Regions from separate parts of the Homo sapiens genome. Here region 2 is linked to region 1. Evidence: chromatin loops called from intact Hi-C (ENCODE). Cell type or tissue: ascending aorta. All regions are shown on one strand.

Region 1 (8,000 bases):
GCTTTAATTTGTGACAGTTTATCTGACTTTTCTTCTGCCTTTCCACAAGTCTGTGAGCACTGACATCAAGGACTTTTGTATAGCTCTGTATAGCACAGTGCTTAATAAACTTGACCCTGGAGTCAGACTGCCTGGACTGGTAATTCTGGCTCCAACACTTAGCTGTGTGACTGTGGGCAAATGACTTTACTGCTCTCTGCCTCAGTTTCTTCATCCTTCAAACTGTACCCATCTCATAGGATTATTATGAAGATTCAGTGACACAGGTTCAAAATTGTAATATGCTTTACAGCAGTTCCTAACACATCAGAAGTGCTATATTTAAGCAGTAGCATTTAGTATCAGCACAGGGTCATACACATATTAGGTCCTCAGAAAATGTTGATTGGCTTAGTTAAGTTGCCCATGTGTACTGAATTAACTAATTGAATTTTTGAAAGCCTGGATGTAAGAATCAGGAGGATATTTGTGACTTTTAAAAGTAAAATATTAAGGAGAGTCAGAGGGAGTTAGATAAAAAGTGTTAGTGAGTGGATGTTTTAAACAATGAATCAGTGGGATATAAGTTTTAATTGTTACTAATTTTTATTTTAATTCTGATGTGCTCAGAAAACATTCTGTGTATCACTCCAATCTTTTTCAATGTATGGAGACTTATTTTATGGCCCAGCATATGGTCTATGTTGGTGAATGTTTCAGGTGTCTTGAAAACATGGTGTGTCCTGTAGTTGTTGGATGTAGGTTTTATGGATGTCAAGATGGTCAAAAGGGGTGTTCAAATCTTCTATGTCCTTACTGAAATGTGTCTGCTGTTTTATCAATTATTGAGAGAAAGGTGTTAAAAACTATGAGGATTTGTCTCTCTTTAGTTCTGTCACTTTTGTTTCATGTATGTTAAAGCTCTGTTATTAGGTGCATGTGTATTCAGAATTTTTGTTTTTCATGATGAATTGATCCTTTTGTCATTATCAAATTGTCCTATTTGTCCTTGGTCTTATAGTATGCTTTGACTCATGCTAGTGTAGCCATAAGCTTTCTTATGCTTACTGTTTATATGGTACATCTTTTTCATCAGTTTTTTACCTTATGTATGTATTTATATCTTTATATTTAAAATGTATCCCTTATAAACAACATATAGGTAAGTACTGTTTTCCTACCCCATTTTACAATCTCTGGTGTTTAATTGGAATGTTTTATTCATTTACATTTATTGTAATAATTAGATACTCAGGTTTTAGTCTACCTTCATGCTATTCTTTTGTCTCCTCTGGATTTTGTTCTTCTGTTTCTCCTTTTTTGCCTTTAAATAAAGTAAAGTTATGACATTTTATCTTCTCTGTTGGCTTTTTAGCTCTACCTCTTAGTATTATTTTTGAATACTTTTTTTTTTGGGTTTTTTTGAGACAGAGTCTTGCTCTGTCACCCAGGCTGGAGTGCAATGATGCAATCTCAGCTCACTGCAACCTCTGCCTCCTGGGTTCAAGCAGTTTTCCTGCCTCAGTCTCCCAAGTAGCTGGGATTACAGGCACCTGCCACCAGGCCCAGCTAATTTTTTGTATATTTAGTAGAGATGGGGTTTCACCATGTTGGCCAGGCTGGTCTGGAACTCCTGACCTCAGGTGACCCACCCGCCTCAGTCTCCCAAAGTGCTGGGATTACAGGAGTGAGCCACCAGGCCTGGCCTTGAATACTTTTTTTTTTTTTTTTTTTTAGTAATTAAAATATAAATCGTTAACTTATCACAGTTTTCCTTGCATTCATATTTATACAAATTCCCTTATATCTTTTGTGCTATTATTGTCAGAGATTTTATTTCTACCCATTTAAAATGTGTAACACATTTTTATTTTTGTTTCAAAATGTCAATAGTCTTTTAAAGAAATAAAAGGGAAGAAGAACCTTTTATAAAATTAATGTATTTGCCATTTTCAGTGCTCTTTTTTTCTCTCCTCTAGATCCAGATTTCTATCTGGTAGCATTTTCCTTCAACCTGAAGGATATTCCTTAGTGTTTCTTATACTTCAGATCTGCTGGGGACAAACTCTCCAAGCTTCTTTTTCACTGAGAATGTCTTTATTTTGTCCCTGTTTTTGAAGGATTTTTCTCTGGATAAAAAATCATTATTTAGTTTTTTTTCTTCTTCTTGCAGCACTTTGAAGATGGCATCTTATTGCCCTTTTGCCTCCATTGTTTATGATGTAAAGTTAGCTCTCATTTTTATCATCATTCTTCTATATGTAACAAACCTTTTCCTCTGGAAAGTTTTAACATTTTTTTCTTTATCTTTGACTTCTAGCAATTTGGTTTTTGTTGTTGTTGTTGTTGTTTGTTGTTGTTTGAGATGGAGCTTCACTCTTGTCACCCAGGCTGGAGGGCAATGGCGCCATCTCCGCTCCCTGCAACCTCCCCCTCCCAGGTTCAAGCAATTCTCCTGCCTCAGTCTCCTGAGTAGCTGGGATTACAGGCGCAAGCCACCATGCCTGGCTAATTTTTGTATTTTTGTAGGGATAGGGTTTCACCATGTTGGCCAGGCTGGTCTCGAACTCCTGACGTTAAGTGCTCCTCCCACCTCAGCCTCCGAAAGTGCTGGGACTACAGGCGTGAGTCACTGTGCCCAGTCAGGTTTCTAGCAATCTGAATGATGTGTTTGAGGGTAGTTTTCTTTAAATTTATCTTGCCTGGATTTTGATGAGCTGAGCTTTATGGATCTTTTGGTTGTTGTTTTTCATTAAGTATAGAATTTGGGGGACATTATTTCTTAAAATATTTTATGTGCCATATTTACTCTCTCCTGGGACTCCAACTACTTATATGTTAGATTGTTTTATATTGTTCCACAGGTCACTATGACTCTATCCATTTTTTCTTCAACTATTTTTTTATCTATGCATCTGCCTGAATACTTTCCATTGACCTATTTTATATTTATTTATTCCCTTTTTTAATGTACATGTGCTATTAACCCCCTCTAATGAATTTATTTCAGGCTTTTATTTTTAAATTCTAAAGTTTGCAGTTGTTTATTTCTAAGGTTTCTGTTTATTTTCTAAGATTCTTCTTTCTCCTCCATTATTCTTTCTCCCCTTCCATTATCTCTCTCTTCTCCCATTATTCCCATTTTTTTGGTAAATTCATTAATAAATTTATAATCATTATTTAAATCCTTGACTACCAATTCAACGTCTTGAATGTCTGTAGGTCTGCTTCTAATGACTGACTTTGCTCTTGGTTATAAGTCACATTTTCCTATTTCCTTTAATATTTAGTATTTTTAAATTTTATACTGAACATTGTAGATGATATTTTATAGTTATTCTGGTTTCTGTTGTCTGCCCCCTGAGGAATATTGTATTTTGTTGTAGCTGGCAGTTAAATTACTAGTGTGTCTCCTTCATCTTGTGCCAGCTTGCTCCATTTAAATTTTGCCCTTAGTTCTAAGGTGCTGTTCCTGGTCTCCAGATGTAGTCTTTTGGGATTTTAATGAAAAGCCTGCAGTATTTTCTAAACACCTCTAAATAGCCAGACTTGAAAACCAAATTTTGCCATTCCAGAAATAAGTAGCTGTTGAAACTTTTGCTTATTCTAAGCATTTTAGCTGTTGCTTTCTAGCAATGCTGTCTTATATAGCTTATGAGTTGGCAAACAAATTGAGGGGAATTTGTATACTGATCTTGGGTTTTATTAATCTATGGTGGTTTCCTTGTTCCTAACATTTCTCCTCTTCTATTTCCAGACATTCTGGTAGCCCCATACTCAGGTCTCTTACTTCCTAGAAGCCTTTTTCTTGACATCTATTCCCCATGGATCCTATGAACAGGAGAGTACCCTTAGAAGAAAATTTAATTAAATGTTTATAGCACCTGATTGACTTCTCATCTTTAAAAAGTAATATTCCTTTCAGTTCTAGATTGCTCCCTGGTGCCTTCAAATAGTTATTTATTTAAATATTTATCCAGAATGTATCATTGTTATTGGCAAGAGGATTATTTTGCTATAGGTAGTTCCACCATTACCTGAACCAGAACCTCATCAATGAGTATTCATTGCTCTTTAAAAGAAGTTGAGTGTTTAAATGAAGAAGAGAAAAAAAAAATGACGGTTGAAGTAGAATTGAAGTCTTATAAAGAAAAAGTTTTAAGGTTGTAAAGAAAAAGTTTTCATAAGAGACACAAGCATGTTTCTAGGAAGAGAAGAAAAGGGCCCTAGAAAAGGAAAGAGAAGGTTCCAAAAGATAGAACTATAGGCATATGCAAAAGATAGAACTTTCTTTGGCATATGCCAAAGCTTCACTCAATTTAATTTCCTCTCTAATAGATGGCACTACTAGAGAGGGAATTAAATTGAGTATGGTTTTGGCATATGCAAAAGAAAAGATAGGTGATGAGGGCACAGATTTTGAAGTAGCAAGGATGGGAGCTGAACATGTATAGGGACTTATTGCTGAAGGAAAACATAGACTTGTGATCATTGTATAGATTCCTCATGTGAATAGGAGATGAATAGGCTTGGATTACATTGAATTCAGGTATGGGTAACAATTCATGGAGTGGCAAAGGGATCAAGGTAGGAGGAGTCAAGTATGATGCTAGAGTTATAGGTTTTAGCTGCCTGTAACTGGCTGACATATCATTGAGTGAAATAGGGCATATATTGGAGGAGGGATAAAGGAAGACAGAGGGAGGAGATGGAATTTATGAACTAAATTTTAGTCATGTGGAATTCAAAAAGCCTGTAAGACATCCAACAGAAAATTTTGGTAGGCATCTGTATATATGACTTAAGAGTTCAAAAGAGAGGTTGGGATGGAAGTAATGTTCAGGAGTTACTGGCTTAAGTAACTCCTTAGTAAAGGAATTGGTAAATCACACTATGAGAGTGAATACAGAAAATGTTTATTAAAAAGAGAGGAGGGCCTGGGAAATGTCAATAATTAAAAATGAATGGAGAAATAAACGATAAGAAGGAACATCCTGAGAGATCAGAAAAGAAATAGGCATGTGTGTCATAGAAGTCACAGAAATCAAGAGAAGAATATCAAGAAGGAATATAGTCATAGGGTAGAATACCACTTGGAGAAGATGGCATGTCCATTAGATAAAGTGACATGGAGGCCAGTGACAACCTTGGAGGGAGCTCTTTCAATGGCATGTGGTGAGGACAGAAGCCAATTTAGAGAACTTGAGCAATAAGAAGAAAGTAAGAAAATAAAGACAACCAATGAGGCATCTCTGAAAGAGAATGATGGCAGGATAGGGTCTTAGAATGGAAGGATTTTTGAAATAGGAAAGACTTCAGAATGTTTAAATGCTGAGGGGAAGATATATGTGGAAAAGAGAAGAGAGGAGATACAGGAGAGGGAAGAGGTGGTCAGTGTGCAAAATTGCCGATACAGTGGAAAGGCCTGGTGTTAAGAACAGAGACAAGGAACTGACTTTCAGATAAATGAGGAACTCATGTTTCATTGAATAGGAAGGAAAACGTCAAGGATGAGGGTGGATCTGTAGGTTTTTGTGCAGAAAGTTTTGGAGAGGGAGCTGCCTAGAGAAGAATAATGGCATTTCCAAATAGTGTGAGAGCATAGGGTTGAAGACCACTTGAGGATGACGACCATGAATTTTTAGTGCTACGCATTTTCTAGATTGTGTCACTCTCTGCAGCAGTCCCAGCACAGGCATGAAGAAAGTGGATTGTTAAATTCAGCCAGGATCAAAGTGTTGCCAGGCAAGTATGATAAACAACAAAGGGGCAAAAGAGTTGAGGAGATTGGACCATGGAGTCTTGGAATTTAAGTTGAATGAGGAAAGAACAAAAGATAGGAGTGAAAATGTATAAAGGATATAAATAGTAGGGAGAGTAGTTTAATGAGTGAGCGAGCAAGTTGGAAGATGAGTACATGGTTAGACAGTGGCCTGTCTCAGTCAGAGGTCTCAGAGTAGAGGACATAGAAACAACCCCTAGGTGTATGACCATGAGAGGGTGTGACTGACTTGGAGCGTGGAAGATCGTTGATAAAGAGGAAGCCAAATAACTGAGGAGTTGTAAGATGGAATATTCATTCATTAGTAGGGCTACTGTAACAAATTACCACAATCTAGATGGCTGAAAACAACAAATTATTCTCTTGCAGTTCTGGAGGCTAGAATTGGAAATCAAGGTGTTATCAGGGCCATGCTCCTTCCAAAGTCTCTAGGGCAGGATACTTCCTTGCCCATTCCATTTTCTGGTAGCTTTAGGCATTCTTTGGTTTGTGGAAGCATAACCCCAGTCTCTGCCTCCATCTTTACGTGGCTTTTTTCTCTGTGCACGTCTTTGCCTGTACATAGCATTTTGTTGTTCGTATAAAGGACATCAATCACCTTGTAAGAGGGCCTCCATCTCAACTTGATTATATCTGATAAGGTCATATTCACAGGTACAGGGGGTTAGGAATTCAACATATCTTTTGCGGGGACACAAAACCATATATCAGTATGAATGTTCAAATCACTAGGAGCAGAAATGAAGAGAAGACAGATTTCAGTAAAGGAATAATAGGTCAAAGTACACAAACATCAAAGAGGAGGGGAGTAGAGGGTGATGTTGCCAGGTTTGCAAATCTTAGAGTTAACAGTTTGTAGAAGAATAATGATCTAAAACCAGTGCTGAGCAGCAGAAGTGCATAGGCCCCACCTTGTGAGCCTGAGTTATTTGGTGAGAGAATGAGTATCCTGTGATTAGGAAGTCCCCAAGAGAAGCAGGGTCCTTTGGGAGGACCTGAGTTTCATTTGTTCAGGCTCAGAGTGAGAAGTGGTGCCCAGGGAGAACTTTGGGATGGATGGCTGGGCGCAGTGGGTCATGACTGTAATCCCAGGACTTTTGAGAGGCCGAGGCAGATGGATCACATGAGGCCAGGAGTTCAAGACCACCCTGGCCAACATGGCAAAAACCCATACCTACTAAAAATACAAAAATTAGCCAGGTGTGGTGGTGGGCATCTATAGTCCCAGCTACTTGGAAGGCCAAGGCATGAGAATGGCTTGAACCCAGGAGGCGGAGGTTGCAGTGAGCTGAGATCATGCCACTGCACTCCAGCCTGTGTGACAGAGCAAGACTCCATCTCAAAGAAAAAAAAAAAAGTGTGAGGTGGATGATTGAGCATATTGATCCCGGAGTAGGCATTCCAGCAGGGTTGGAATGGGCAAAAGGCTGAGTTAGGTGAATGGAGGGTGAGAGAACTAAGAAAATGAAAATACAGAAGAGGAAAAATGATACAGCAGAGGATTTAGATAGTGGCAGTTGCTGAAAGAAAACAAAACAAGGGCATGAGACTTTTGGGTTTAATCCTGCTGTCTTCTGGAGCATGGTGGGCATGTAGTGGCATGTAGCAGATAGATGCTGGATAGTCGTTTTGTTTGACCTAGACATTCTTTTTTATCTTAGCTACCAGAGTGCCTGTTTACAAGTACAAGCCTTGCTGCCCAACATTTTGGGTGAACAGAGTTCACTAAGAATGTTCAATCTTATGCACATATGGTGGGCTGGCCCTGTGGTGAGGTTCTATGGGGACCATGGTGGGCACTATGCATTGAGAAACTAGCCTACATCAGGCCGTTGTTCCTGTTGTGCCAGGGATTATTGCTGTCACATGCAGGCAGAACAAAAAGGGTCATTTCATATTCATCCATATGCAACTTCAAGGTGAAGGGTTGGGATGCAATCCTAACTATGTTCAGATTCTGAAAAACATGGCTCCACATTCCAGTTCTTCGTGATTGGCAGCTGAACTGTTTTCTTTCAGGAAATTATCTTCCTGTTTCTACATCCACATTGCTCCTCACGTTCTGCTATTTCTAACAGTCAAGGAATGGAGAAGGGAAATAGATATCTAAAGAAATAGCATAGAAGTCAAGTGCAACACATGTCAAGTTTATTAATGTATTTGTCATTTGTTGAACCCATAGTAGAAAAGAAAAAAACATCCACCTTTTAACTCTGAGATCTCTCCTCATCTATATTGT
Region 2 (8,000 bases), 59 kb before region 1:
CAGATATTAGAAGATGTCATTGATTGTGTAAGGTATTTAGAAGGACCTCATGCAAGGGAGTTATCTAATTAGAGCTGCTTTTGCAATGAGTCTGAGCCTAGAGGTAGGTTGAAAGGAGACAAGACTAAAGACACAGAGATCAATTTGGAGTTGTTGTATGAATCCAGGTGAAAAACCAAGGCCTGGACTAGGATAACGACATTGAGGATGGAAGTAATCTAATCTGTATGGTTTGGGAAAGGTTATAGGGGCTTGGTGAGAATCGGATGTGGACAATAAAAAGGCGAAGGAAGCCTCTAGGATGATGTCTAGGTTTCTGGTTCCCAAACAAAGGTAGATGGTGTGAAATAAGGAATGCTGGCAGAGGAGGGGTTTTTGAAAGATCAGTAGGAGACAATGAGCTTACTCTTAGACCTCTAAGAGTAATAATCAAATAACCTAGGTCATGCTGATGAGGCCCTAATTCATAGTGACCAAACTCACAGGAGTTTATAAATCTGAGTATTATTCTGTGAATTATTATTTAGAAGCATTTATTTCCGATGACTGGAAAATCCCCTATTTATATCAGTTCCATCTGTTAGGTAGAACTTCAGAGTAACCCAATTGTCAGATGTAGAAGCAGAACAAAGAAAAACGGATGAATTTTAAAAGAGGTTTAATTTAGTCCCATAAAATGTGGAAGACCTGCTTGGAAACAGACATATTTAGATAAGAATAATCAAATTACTCATTTTTTGAGGTTGGTAGTATTGGGTGATTACTAACATTTTTACTCTTCACCTTAAGATTTTGCTTCCTTCACTGCAGTGCTACTTCAGTTCATTATTATAATTGAACAATTCTGTTTCACATGGAGCACATTTTCAATAAACTCCTTCCCACTTGCCTTCTCAGAACTTCCTCAGGTTCCAGTTTGTGTGGATAGTCTCACTGTGGGGGTGATCCTTTGAGGCTTTTCTGACTTTGATGGTTTTTTTGTTTTTGTTTTATTACTTGACACCTGGTATTCATACTTAAACTTGGTGTCCACTGAAGGACAATGAGGCAGCAGCAGTGAGTGACTTCATCTTAGAATACAGGTGATCAGAATCTTTACTCCCCAGCTGAGTGCTGGGCTTAGTCTCTTGCTCATTTATTTAAAAACCATTTATGGAATACTAGTCCTTGTAGAGAAATATGGAATGGCATATTTCCTGTTCTTAATAAAGTAACAGTGTAGTAGAATACAGACATGCAAATGAGGAATTGGAATATTGTGATTGCCATTGCAGAGGGATAAATCAAGGTAATGGGCCATGGGTAAAGGAGCTTCAGAAGTGTGGGGAAGGCTTGATCATGGATTCATTAGGCTAGATGATAAGAGTTGGGGTAGGGGTGGTATGTGAGCCCTTTCTAAATACACAGAACTGCGTGGGCAAGCAGAGAGAGAGAGGAGAGAACCTCGCACATCCTGGGACTCTTCTGTATCGTGGGGCCATGAATTTATAGATAGCAGAGGTAGTATGAGAGATGAACCTGGGCTTGGACAGGTAAGTAGGAACCAGATCAGCAGAGGCCTTGTATCCCCTGTAAAACAGTTTAAATATTAGCCTGCAGAAAGCCATTGAATTGGTTTGAATAATATATTTTAAAGGCATCTAGTTCTAAGCATATTTGCATTTGACATAGACCTAAAGACAAGACAAGGTTGCATTTATTCCCTCTTGTAGTAGTTGAGAAAACTTTGCATATTAGTGTTTTTATTTTGCTTCAAGGGAGTTTAAATTGTAACATATATATAACATTGAGTTTGCCATTTTAACAAGTTTTAATTTTAATGGTTAAAATTCAGTGGTAATAAGTACTTACACAATGTTTTACAACCATCACCACTATTCCCAAAACATCTCCATTACCACAAATAGAGACTTTGCAACCATTAAGCAATAACTCTCCATCCCTGCCTCCAGCCCCTGGTAATCTCAAATCTACCTTCTGTGTCTATGGATTTGCCTATTCTAGAAATTTCATATAATTGAAATTATATAATATTTGTCTTTCTGTGTCTGACTTATTTCACTTAACAAAATGTTTCCAGAGTTTATCCATGTTGTAGTATGTATCAGAACTTCATTCCTTTTTTATAGCTGAATAAAATTCAATTGTATGTATAGACTGTATTTTGTTTATCCATTTATCTGTTGACAGACACTTTGATTGTTTCCACCTTAGGTTATTGTGAATTGGCCTGTAAGCATCTGTTTGAGTTCCTGCTTTCAGTTCCTTTGGATATATACCTAGAAGTGGAGTTTCTGGGTCACATGGTAATTCTACATTTAACTTTTTGAGGACCCACCAAACTGTTTTCCACTGTTTACCATTTTACACTTCCACCAGCAATGTACGAGGATTCTGATTTCTCCACATCTTTATCAACATTTATTATTTTCCAGGTTTTTTTTTTAATATTGTCATAGCCATCCTAGTGGGTGTGAAGTAGAATCTCATTGTGCTCTTATGCACCCTGGATTTGGAATATGCAAAAATATTTTGTAGTGAGTAATAAGCTTTGAACACATTTTTGTTCATGAGGTTTCTTAAGTGTTCCTATTTTTGCCATAGAAAATAATTGATTATAGACTTTTATTTCCAAGTTAAGGCTTGTCAGTTGAAGCATTCTTCTAAAAATTTTAAAGTAAGAAAACCCGTTGCTCTGAAATATCCTCCAATGCACCCAGGATCAGTTTGCTAAACGGCAGCTCTTGGCCATGTCAATATGCCTTGCTAGTACTCTTGGTGAACTCTCCTTGCCCTGGTTCAGATGTCCCTAGTCTCTGGGCTAGACTAGTACAGTGGCTTGCAAACTGTTCCCTCATTTCCTGATCTCCTCTTTTTCTCATTCCTCCTAAATACTGCAGGCAGTACAGCATAGTGCTTAAGTGCACAGGCATCAGAATGAGAACCTGGTCTGAGTCCCAGCTCTGCCACTACTAGCCATGACACTTCAGACAAGTCAGTTAATCTCAGTGAACACCTGTTTCTTTACCTATAAAAGAGGACAACATTGCCTACCCAACAGGGCTATTGTGAAGACAAGACAGGTCAAGCCCTTAGTACATTGCTTGGCACATAGACAAATGGGGTTAGTTGGGGTGCTATTAATACTGCCTGCAGAGTTATTTTTCTAAAAACCTGATTATGGAACTTCTCTGCTTGAGCCACTTCAAATTTCTGTTTTCTCAAAACAAACTTCAAACTGTTTGGTACTTTGTAAGAGGCCCTTTGCAGCGTAGGTCGCTAGCCTTGTCTGCTGCCCTCCTAAGCCACTGGCCAGTGTAGACCAGATAAGCATGTGACTGATAGCTCAGTGCATGCTCTCCCATCTGCCTGATTGAGCCACATTTAAGGAAATTATCCTTTCTCTGAAGCCTATAAAAAGATTCCTCTCTCTGAAGCCCCACCTGGCATATATTGGACTGGGTCTAGGCTCACCTATCTCTGTTAGAGTGATTATCTGTCATCACATGGGGGTTTTTGTGAACTCTTCTGTGTCTTATTTATCTTATTTATCATATCTTATTTATATGATGAGCACTATAGGGCCTCTATCAAGATGCAAAGATGAGAAGCCGGGCATGGTGGTGTGTGCGTGTAGCCCCAGCTACTTGGAAGGCTAAGGCAGGAAAATCACTTGAGCCCATGAGTTTGAGTCCAGCCTGGCAACATTTTGAAAAACAAGAAGAAGAAAATGGGAATATGGGAATAACTTTACCTACAGCAATCAGCCCCATTCCCTTGTTTTCTAACTTGGCATGGTTAGGATTGTGGGAAGAGTTTCCACATCTTGAAACTTACCTGTCCTTTCATGTGGCCATACAGTCAACAGACTCCTTAAAAGTGCACCATGGATGAATCCTGTGTGCTAGTGTTGATCTCCACCGCGTTTTACTTATTCAGCAACTCTGTTGAATACCCAGTTGGTGTAAGTCACTTTAATAGCCCCCTAAAGGAGATAAAGAATTGCATAAGATGTTTCTGTTAATGAGGCTTTTCAAGATAAATGTTCTTGCTTGTCCTGTGGCTTTGAGGAATGTAAAATCTAGTTGGAGCAATTGTAGTCTGTCTGTTTGCTGGAGAGGCTGTGGGAAATTCTGACTCCTCCTGTCGTCATTGTATTTCCAAAACAGTTCAGCCTTCTTGCTTGGCAGATGGGGCCACATGTAGTCCTGACTCAGCTTCTGAATTTCTGGTGAAATCTAAAACTACAGAGAGAAGAGAAATCCTGCTGTTTGCAAAGGATTCAAGAGGGAGACCACAATAGGTAGCAATTCAGAAGTAAACACCAACAAAATAACCCTGTGTTGTCTGCTATAGTCTACAGTCTGTTTTCTGACACCATTTGGTCTGAAGCTTCTACTAGGTTGAGACTCACAATTTTTTTTTTTTTTTTTTTTTTGAGATGGAGTCTCGCTCTGTGGCCCAGGCTGGAGTGAATTGCCGTGATCTTGGCTCACTGCAAGCTCCGCCTCCCGGGTTCATGCCATTCTCCTGCCTCAGCCTCCCGAGTAGCTGGGACTACAGGCGCCCGCCACCACACCCGGCTAATTTTTTTGTATTTTTAGTAGAGACGGGGTTTCACCGTGTTAGCCAGGATGGTCTCAATCTCCTGACCTCGTGATCCGCCCGCCTTGGCCTCCCAAAGTGCTCGGATTACAGGCATGAGCCACCGCGCCTGGACTGTTTTTTTATTCTTTAAATCTTTAAAGAAAATATACTGATATGTTCCTACATTGTTTGTAATTGAGCTCCCTGACCCTCTGATGTTATGTAAAGATCAAAAATCTTAATTAAAGCTACAAATCAGTAGCATTATTTTGAAGAGGTATTTAATGTGAGAAGAAGGCAGTGTGAGTCAGGAGAAAAGTTACAGCAAAAGTATATGTTAAGCATTCTTTGTAAAGTAGATGTAAAACTTACGAGCTTCTTGACAGGTGATGCAAAATAGAAAAATATCAGGAATTGAATTAATACTTTAAAATACTTTGATTTCAATACTTTGAAATTACTGAGTTGAAAAATGTTAATTTTTTTTAAGAAAACGTGGCAAATGTGGGCATCCCCTGTGGTCCTTTGGTACTCTTCAGCCTGGCTTCCAGATTTCAGATGATGTTGGATCCAGGCTCAGAAGTGAGGATGGGCCTTTGTTGCTGAGTTCAGAAGATTGCAGGCTACAGGCACTATTCCATATTTTTTAGCCAGGTGTTAGAGAAAATGTTGCTCCTGGAAGTAGTACTTTCTTATCCTTTTAGTGGTAAGGGTGTAACTTTTTGTACTAAAGGCAGTTTAATTTAAAAAACTACACAAGATACATGGTTAAGTGATTTTATGTACATATAACCCTTTTGGGTATTCTTATCATCTGGATTTAACAAAGATATAACTGAGGCTGGTAGTTAAGTATATTACCAGCTGATTAGTGGCAGAACCAGGATTGGAATCTTAGTCTTATTTACTGGCATCTTAGTTAATTCTGGCTGCTGTAACAAAATATCACAGACTGGGTGGCTTATAAATAACAGAAATTTATATCTCTCAGTTCTGGAGTCTGGAAGTGTGGGATTGTGGTACCAGCATGATCAGGTTCTGGTGAGAGCCCTGTTCTGGGTTGCCGACTGCTGGCTTCTCTTGTATCCTCACATGATGGGATGAGAGAGCTCTGGTCTTTCTGTCTACTTATAAGGGCACAAATCCCATTTATAAAGGCCCCACCCTCAGAATCTAACTATCTCCCAAAAGCCCCTCCTCCAAATGCCATCACATGAAGGATTTAGACTTCAACTTATGAATTTGGGAGAAGAGAGAGATGCAAACGTTTAGTTCATAACAGCTGGGTTCTATAGTTACCAGCTGGAGAGGCCTCTGATGGATACAGGGATCCAGGAGGATATGCAGAAAGGCACTGAACAGGGTATAGAAGTGTGTGGGTATGTGAGTCTGTGGGTATTCACTCTAAAAGTACAGCAGTATCAAAATTTAATGTTCCACTCTTTGTTGGATTTGGCCCCAATTTCATTTTATGAATGGATGTTAAGATATTTCTGACTACAGGCCAAAATGATTCAAAGCTGGGTGCAATAGTGTGCACCTATAGTCCCAGCTTCTTGGGAGGCTGAAGCAGGAAGATCATGTGAGCCCAGGAGTTTTAAGCAACATAGACCTCATCTCTAAAAAACAAATGAAAAATATTCAAACTCTGATTGGTAGTAATAAAGAATGCTGCTCACAACTACATTTTTTTGTGTATATGTTATGGGTATTCTCTTCAGTGCAGGTTTATGACTAGTATTCTCGTTTTGAAAAATACTTTTTGGGATGACAATCTTTTTTCAAACTCTTGACTTTATTTTCTGGAACTAGATGTTGTATTACATCACTGGAAGTTTATTCATGGCTCTCTCTGAAATGAATATTTATGCACCTGTGCAAAGCTCCCCTCACATCTCCGAGCAGTCAGTGGTATCACAATGAAAGCCAGATGTAGAAAGAGCAGGTTGAGATTGGTGAATATAAAACATGAAACTGGAGTCTATTAGTCAGACACTAAAGGAGCCTCATGGCTGTATCTCTTTTCCCCCATTTCCGCTGGGCAGCCTTATTTCTGGGTAGAAGCTCTGATCCAAAGAGAATAGCAAAGGGCAGGCCTTAAGTAGACAGGAAATGCTCATGTGGGAACTACTATCTTGCTGAAGCCTTTCTGAAATCCCTTCTTCTCCCAGAAACGGAGATCTCTCTGACCTGACCTCTTCTCCCTTATCAATCCCTATCATCAGATATAACATGGTGCCATGCATTGTCTGTTATCTTTGTATTGTAAGCTCCTTGAAGGTAAGGCTTGTGTCTTTGTCTTTGGTTTGTGGTAGTAGAAGGCCACCCCAATAGTGAATGATCTAGGATTTCCAGATAAGCTTATTGTTCATCATATAGATGGCGCACATTTCCTTCTTCTTCTACCTGTCCCTGTCTCTTGTATTGCATTCGAGTTAATGAGCTAATTCCATATCAAATGGCACAATGATCCTTAACATGTGTACATTCAGTTATTGATGACAGGTGCTCTCTTGGGTTTAAAAAGCTCTGCTCAAAGAAAGGTTTTGCTTTCTCTCAATTTATGAAAAGTCATTGTGTGCAGGTAGATATTAAGTTTTGTACTTCGAAGATTTTAGTAATTTAATAATCCTCACCCAGATATCTCAGATAAACAAAATCCTCTTGTTGGACAGATAATAAAAACAAAATACCTTAGACCTACATTTCTGGGTTTTCCTATATCCATTTAAGGCAGCATAAATACCCACGTGGAAACAAAACCTTAATCTTAGTTTATTCAGAGTTTTTTTTTCTGTCTCCTCCAAGAGGAAGATGAGCAAAAAAATAAAAAACTTTGCAGGTGTGTTTCAATCTAAGATTACTTGATTCCTTATTTTCTAGCATTCACATAGTCAGACCCAATTAAGTTAGAGGATTTTTTTTTCCGTGACTTCATATTTTTAAGATGAGTAATAAACAGTTATAGTTCAGGGGATACATGTTAGTGAAAAAAAGTCAAAGTTGTTAGCATAATTGTATAGGGTACCACATTAAGTTTTTCACAGAACTTTTCAAATACCTGAGATAACACAATATACCAGGTCCCCAAGTGTGACTTGAACATCGTATGACTTCTGTTTCCTGAAGCTGCTGAGATTCTTTACTGTTAGAGCTTGGGAATTTCAGGAGCAGCACTTCTACAGGAACCTAGTTAAGTTGCCCAGTGGCTGAGGCATCCTGGAGGAAAAACGACACTTTGTTTAGTGGGCGGGCACTGCAGGAGTTTGTTTTGCCTTTTCTCCTGCTCGCATCCTTCGTCTTCTCATACTCCCTTAGAATAATCGTGGAAACATGATGCAGGAGGCCTGGGAGGGATCTTTCAACTGTGTCTGAGCAATTTTAAGAGTTGTTCCACCAGGGTCCCCAGAGGA

Evidence for each region. A loop is a pair of places that touch in the nucleus more often than their neighbours do. Peaks named below come from ENCODE experiments on the same cell type or tissue, not always from the same donor. Only the 100,000 strongest peaks of a DNase experiment are listed, where the experiment ranks them.
Region 2: a loop joins it to region 1, with 5 times the contacts of the local background. A loop is called at or near these places in 6 of 110 quality-filtered maps.

The regions. Positions count from the first base shown.
Region 1 is chr15:33,480,096-33,488,095 of GRCh38, forward strand. All of the region lies in intron 2 of RYR3 (ryanodine receptor 3), which reads left to right. Among named protein-coding and RNA genes, the nearest start is that of RYR3, 170 kb to the left of the region's middle. In ascending aorta, no CTCF peak of the experiment used is centred here; no DNase peak of the experiment used is centred here.
Region 2 is chr15:33,421,222-33,429,221 of GRCh38, forward strand. All of the region lies in intron 1 of RYR3 (ryanodine receptor 3), which reads left to right. Among named protein-coding and RNA genes, the nearest start is that of RYR3, 110 kb to the left of the region's middle. In ascending aorta, no CTCF peak of the experiment used is centred here; a DNase peak (open chromatin) is centred at 4,160.